Regions from separate parts of the Homo sapiens genome. Here region 2 is linked to region 1. A link is a loop called in an ENCODE intact Hi-C map of the cell type or tissue named here. Cell type or tissue: B cell. All regions are shown on one strand. Links, peaks and the distances in the headings refer to the core of each region. The heading gives the core; the rest is flanking DNA.

Evidence for each region. A loop is a pair of places that touch in the nucleus more often than their neighbours do. Peaks named below come from ENCODE experiments on the same cell type or tissue, not always from the same donor. Only the 100,000 strongest peaks of a DNase experiment are listed, where the experiment ranks them.
Region 2: a loop joins it to region 1, with 2.9 times the contacts of the local background. A loop is called at or near these places in 2 of 110 quality-filtered maps.

What each region holds. Positions count from the first base shown.
Region 1 is chr10:113,798,588-113,801,507 of GRCh38, reverse strand. No RefSeq gene overlaps it. Among named protein-coding and RNA genes, the nearest start is that of MIR4483, 22 kb to the right of the region's middle. In B cell, for the core only: CTCF peaks have their summits at 1,523 and 1,726 (motif pointing left); a DNase peak (open chromatin) is centred at 1,727.
Region 2 is chr10:114,238,020-114,240,939 of GRCh38, reverse strand. VWA2 (von Willebrand factor A domain containing 2) reads right to left here and starts at 1,686. Exons shown (of 14, transcript NM_001272046.2): 1 at 1,371-1,686. RefSeq lists an enhancer at 1,067-1,775. In B cell, for the core only: no CTCF peak of the experiment used is centred there; a DNase peak (open chromatin) is centred at 1,489; H3K4me3 peaks cover 733 bases; H3K27me3 peaks cover 1,904 bases.

The sequences.
Region 1 (2,920 bases), core at 264-2,763:
ACTCCTATTAGCTAGTTCTTGAAACACCAAGAAAAAGTCAGGGCATGCACAGGTATTTGGAACAATAGCTACGTTTTGGGTGAGTGTTCTTAGCCACACTTGATAATGCACCAGGGTTCCCATTAAATAACAGCCCTTAGTTTAGGCCTCTCCACATGGAAGACCCTCAAAAAAATTATTGTTAGGGGATTTCCCCTGAAATTCCAGTGTACCTGAAAGCCAACTTGAATTAAAGAAAATAGGCCAGGCGCAGTGGCTCTCGCCTGTAATCTTAGCACTTTGGGAGGCCAAGGTGGATGGATCATGAGGTCAGGAGTTCAAGACCAGCCTGCCCAAAATGGTGAAACCCTGTCTTTACTAAAAATACAAAAATTAGCCGGGCATGGTGGCAGGTGCCTGTAATCCCAGCTACTTGGGAGGCTAAGGCAGAACCTGAACCCAGGAGGTGGAGGTTGTAGTGAGCCGAGATCTCGCCACTGCACTCTAGCCTGGGCAACAGAGCAAGACTCCATCTCAAAAAAAAAAGAAAAAAGAAAAAGAAAATAATTAACACTGGTGCACTTGAACATTATAAAAGTCGTTTGCATTTCCATTATTTTCTCATCTAAACCCTAGTTTACAAAGGAAAAAACTGAGATTTATGGAGATTAATCTGCTCAAGATCACATTTTCATGGCATCAAGAGTCCTCTACCTTTAACTTAAAATTCCGTGATTCTTTCCAAAGTGCTGATGATTTTAAACACAGATAAATGCAGACATAAACACAGATAGAGATGCTGGTTAAGGAGTACAAAGCTTCAGTTAGGAGGAATAAGTTCTGGAAATCTATTATACAGCATGGTGACTATAATCAATAACAATATATAGATAGTATACTTGAAAACTGCTACGGGAGTAGACTTTAAATGTTCTCATCACAAAAATGCTAGGTATGTGAGGTGATGGATACATCAATTATTTGATTTAATAATTCTATAATATATACATATATCAAAAAATCTCCATATATCTCTACATAAACATCATATATATCTATATATATCACCATATCTATATCTATATAAATATCTATATTTTATGCATACTATAAGAATAGATAAATAGATATATTTCTCCTAATAACTTTGCATTCTTTGGAGGTAAAGAAGTCCTCGAGAGGGCTGGGCACAGTGGCTTACACCTGTAATCCCAGCACTTTGGGAGGCTGAGATGGGTGGATTACCTGAGGTCAGGAGTTCAAGACCAGCCTGGCCAACATGGTGAAACCCCATCTCTACTAAAAATACAAAAATTAGCCGGGAGCGATGGCAGGTGCCTGTAATCCCAGCTGCTTGGGAGGCTGAGACAGGAGAATCACTTGAACCCAGGAGGCAGAGGTTGCAGTGAGCTGAGATCATGCCACTGCACTCCAGCCTGGGTGACAAGAGTGAAAATTACATCTCAAAACAAAAAAGTCCTCAAGAAAGAAGAAATCCTTTATTCAGTGACATTTTTCTTCCCCATACTTTTCCAGGCTTTCACATACCTTGCCTCGGTTGCATGCATTGAACTTCCCAAATATCAGACCCAAGTATGAATTTCAGGAAAAGCCAGAAAACTCCACACCAATCCTTGAGAATAATTTTAAGAAATTCTTCAGTCCTTAAAGATTCCTTTTGGTGTCCGGTGTGCTTCTTAATCAGGGCTAGCGTCCGGCCTGTTTTTAATTTCCCTCTTCTGCCATCTGCTGGTAGTACATCTGCAGTGGCATCTTCCAGAACATAAGCCACAAGATCATTCGTGTTCCTTGGGTCAGACTCTCTGTAAAACTTAAGTGATTCTCAATTCCAGCTGCATATTAGAATCATATGGGACATTTTCAAAAGTATTAATGCCCAAGTCCCACCCCTAGAGATTCAGATTCATTTAATTTGGAAACGATCACCAGTATTTTCTGAAAAGTTCACCAGAGAGTTAATACGTAATATGTAGCCAGTGAGACCCACTGGCCTAAACAATCAAGTCTAACTAGTACAGATAATGGGAAAGTTAATGTAACCAAGGAAAATCTGCATTCAATTTGGTCATATCTAGATGAGTTCTCCAACTCATTTTATACTGTTAATATAACTCACTCCAACTCTATGTGCTTTTTATGGATTAAAAAATTGAAATCAATTATTTGCAGTCTTTCAGGATTTTCCTCATGATTAAACAGGAATACACCCTAAAGTAAATCAGCTTTATTATTTTTTCCACATTTCATATTATAAGCTATGATATAAACAAGTACTAAAAATAAAATGAGTTCTGAAAAAGGTATAATTCAGAAAGAAGTAGGCTTGTATTTTATATTAATGTTCCTATAAATGTTGCATCCCTTTTCCACATTGAAGTTAGACTAAAAAATCAGAAGCTTGATTACTTTGTAAGCAGATAGATTGAAAAGGCAATTTATTTGAGATTGAATTTCTGTCTAATCATGAGGAAAACTGAAAATTTGCAGAAGAAAATAATATAAGCTTTATACACACACAATACATTATGTACAGATCCTATGTATTTTTACATATTTCAAATGAGTGGGACATAAGGGTTTGATATTCTTGGAAGTGAATTTAACAAATGATCCAAAGAATATCTAATAAAATAAGCAAGCATCAATCCTGTTTTCCCAGGAGATATTCTGTAGGTCTGAGGGTCAGGAAGCGCCCCTAGACCCCAGCTAACCCCAATCTCAAGTAGCCCAAATGGAAATGTGATGTGCATATTCTAATAGATTCTCATAATTGTTGGAATGCTTTCCATGTTGTCAGTAGAGAATGTCAGTTTTTTTTTAATCATTGCCTGTACCTCTGACTTGCTGAGCCACCTGGAACTAGGGACACCGAAGCTGTGGCATTTTCTCCTTAACTATGTGAGCTTTCTGGAAAAACAGA
Region 2 (2,920 bases), core at 140-2,639, 440 kb before region 1:
TTAATGAAAATACACTGATGGTTTTCAGCCAGAGATGATGAGGAAAGCAATCCTCTTCTCCAACCTGGGATTTGCCTGGGGACCTAGTCTGAGAAATTCTTACACTACTAGGAGATGGCTCTGGGCTGGATTTTACAAAAGAAGAGTAAGGCCTGAGGAGCTCTGAACCCCCATCAGTCACAAGAGAGGATGGCTTCAGCCTGCTGAAAGCCAGCAGCATTTACAAATTCATGCCTGTGGCTTTTGCCAACTCTAGTGGTACCTTTCTGACCTCTTCACTTCTCTGACTCTTCAATAAATCGACATTTCTTAATATAGTGTCACCTTAACAGCAAAAGAGACCTTGAATTTTTGGGACTGAATTTATAAAACACTTAGAGGTTCTGGGGTTTTACTTAAAGCAGCTTGTAATTTGAAAAATGTACACGTTCTAATTATTCCAATCTCCAAGACATCAAACACATGGCATGAGGTCCCCATTGCTAAGTCCCCTTTCAGCTTCAGCTGGAGCCCTTGATTCCACAATCACAAGCAGCAAGGTGCCCTCCTCCCTTCTCTTCTGTCTGGTGCCCCCAGCAAGTTTTCAAGGTTCAATTCTGAGACTCTCCCATTCACCGTCCCAGCAGGTGGCCAAGGGCCCAAGGCGGGAGGGAAAGGTCGGCTTAGCTAGGGAAAGTTTTGTTAGCCTTATTGGAAGGGAAGGAGACATGCAGGAAGCAGGGCTGAGCCAGGTGGGGGAAGTCACCAGAACGACAAACCCCTGGACTTCCCACTGCCCAAGCGCGAGGACTCTCGGGGCAGCCGGCCCCTCTCAGGTTCTGCTTGCAGACACTTCGCTGGGGGCACTCGTTCTGCCTGGGAAAACTGCCCCAAGTCCCCTTAACACCTGTGTATGTCCTGTAGTGGGGTGTGGGGTGGAAGCGAGCATGTCACCAAAGCCTTTATTCAAAGGGCGAGTCCCTTTCCGCGGCCGCCAGGGAAGGGGGCCCCGCTACTGTGCCAGGAGGGCAGCTTGGGTTTAATACATGCCCTCCTCCACCCCTGTACCCGGAGCCCCTACCCACTTACCTGCTGACCGCACCCCTCCCAAAACCCCGCCAGCTCGCCCGGGACGGACCGCGAGTGGCCACGAGGGAGGCGCGCGCCAGGTGCGCTCTTCCCCCGACGCCGCCGTGCCAGGAAGGCCGCGCTCAGGTGCGCGCAGACAATGCGAACAAAGCCCGCACCCTCGGCGGGGCCGCGCAGCCCGGGTGCTCTGGGTAGGGGTGGCTGGGCAGAGGGGGCCCCAGTACCGGGAGCGTGAATCGGTCATCGGCAGCCGGCACTGGCGGGTACCCGGGCGCCAGAGCCAACTCGGGGCTGGGACTCACCGGAAGGAGAGCGGCGACCAGCGCTCGGTGCCCGGGCGGCTCTACTCACAGACCCGGGCGCGGCTCGGGCCAGGGGGCGCTACGGGATCACAGGAGGGGCGCCCGGGGCGCGGCTGCCACGTGGGACACCTGTTTGTCTCTCCTGGGAGAGGGCGGCACGACCCGACCCGGCTGAGGTCGGAGGAACTACCGCCAGGGAGGTGCATAGAGCCCCTCGCGTTTTTTAAAGCGGCATCGGCCCAGGTCTGCAAATAAAAAAGTACTTCACTTCTACGCGGGTCACCCAGCCTCCGAGCGGTGCAGCCGCGAACACTGTGCCGTCAGCTGACTCCTCCACGGGCTTTATAGCTCCTTGAAAAAATGTTGACTTTGGCATCTTTTCTATTTGTCATGGCAATTGCCTTTTAATTACCTGTCCCTCCTATTGTTGCAGTTGGGTAATAAGCCGACCTTTTGGCCATCATCCTTGCTTAAGATTGGAGGGCGTTTGATTTTTAAAAAATCAAATGCCACAAAGCACAATGCTGAGCATGATGCTTTATATAAAGTAAGCTCTCAATGAACGTTGACTATGACTGCACAATCCATAATTTCCATACTTCATTTAAAAACTGCCAGAGCATGCCTGTTCATTGCAAAAAAAAAAAAAAGAAAAGAAATAACAGTAAAAAAGTTGATAAATCAATCATTTTCCAACACCCAGAGATAATCAGTTAACATTGTGGTGTATGTTCTTCCAATGTCATTCTACCTATGCAAAAATTTATATATTTTTAGTTCATTCCATACAAGCTGTACATTACTCAGGTTTTCCATTTCCTTTTTTTGAATGTCCGTTTTAAGCCACTTCATAATGTCCTAATGTACTTAACCTATCTGCTATTGTTGAATATTAAACTTTCCATTTTAATAATACAATTAGATGTCTTTGTGCTTTTGTCCAATTAATTCCTTAGAATAAACTACGAAAAGGTAAATTTCTAGGATACAGGTTTTATACAACTTAAGACTTTTGATGCCTATTATCTAATTGTCCTCAAGGAAGGTTGACCTGCTTCCTCTTTTCCATGCTCCTTCCCATTATTCTTGTAAATGTCAATCTGATAGGAAAATAATTTGCTTTACACCTTTCCTGTCTGTAGTTCTCAGTTAATTTCCAAACCTCCGACACTGACAGCTTCCAGTGAAAGTGGCCCGTGGTGACTTTAATGTTGCAAACCTCATTGAAGGAGGCTAGGAAAGGACTCATTTTTCCTGTAATTCATTTCTCCCAGTAACATTTACTGAGCACCCAAAAATAAAAACAGGGCCACACCAGAGCAGCAGACATAATGTACCACCACATCATCCCCACAGGGGACAGCAGTTAGTCTTGAGGTCTAACTGCTGGGGAGGGATGGTCTCTGCCTCTAGATCAGCATTGCCCCAGAGAAATACTGACCAAGCCACGTGTGTAATTTTAAATGTTCTAGTGGTCACATTTAATAAAAAGTGAAAAGAAACAGCAAGCTGGATTTCAGTATTAACCTAAACATCCGGAACATTATCTC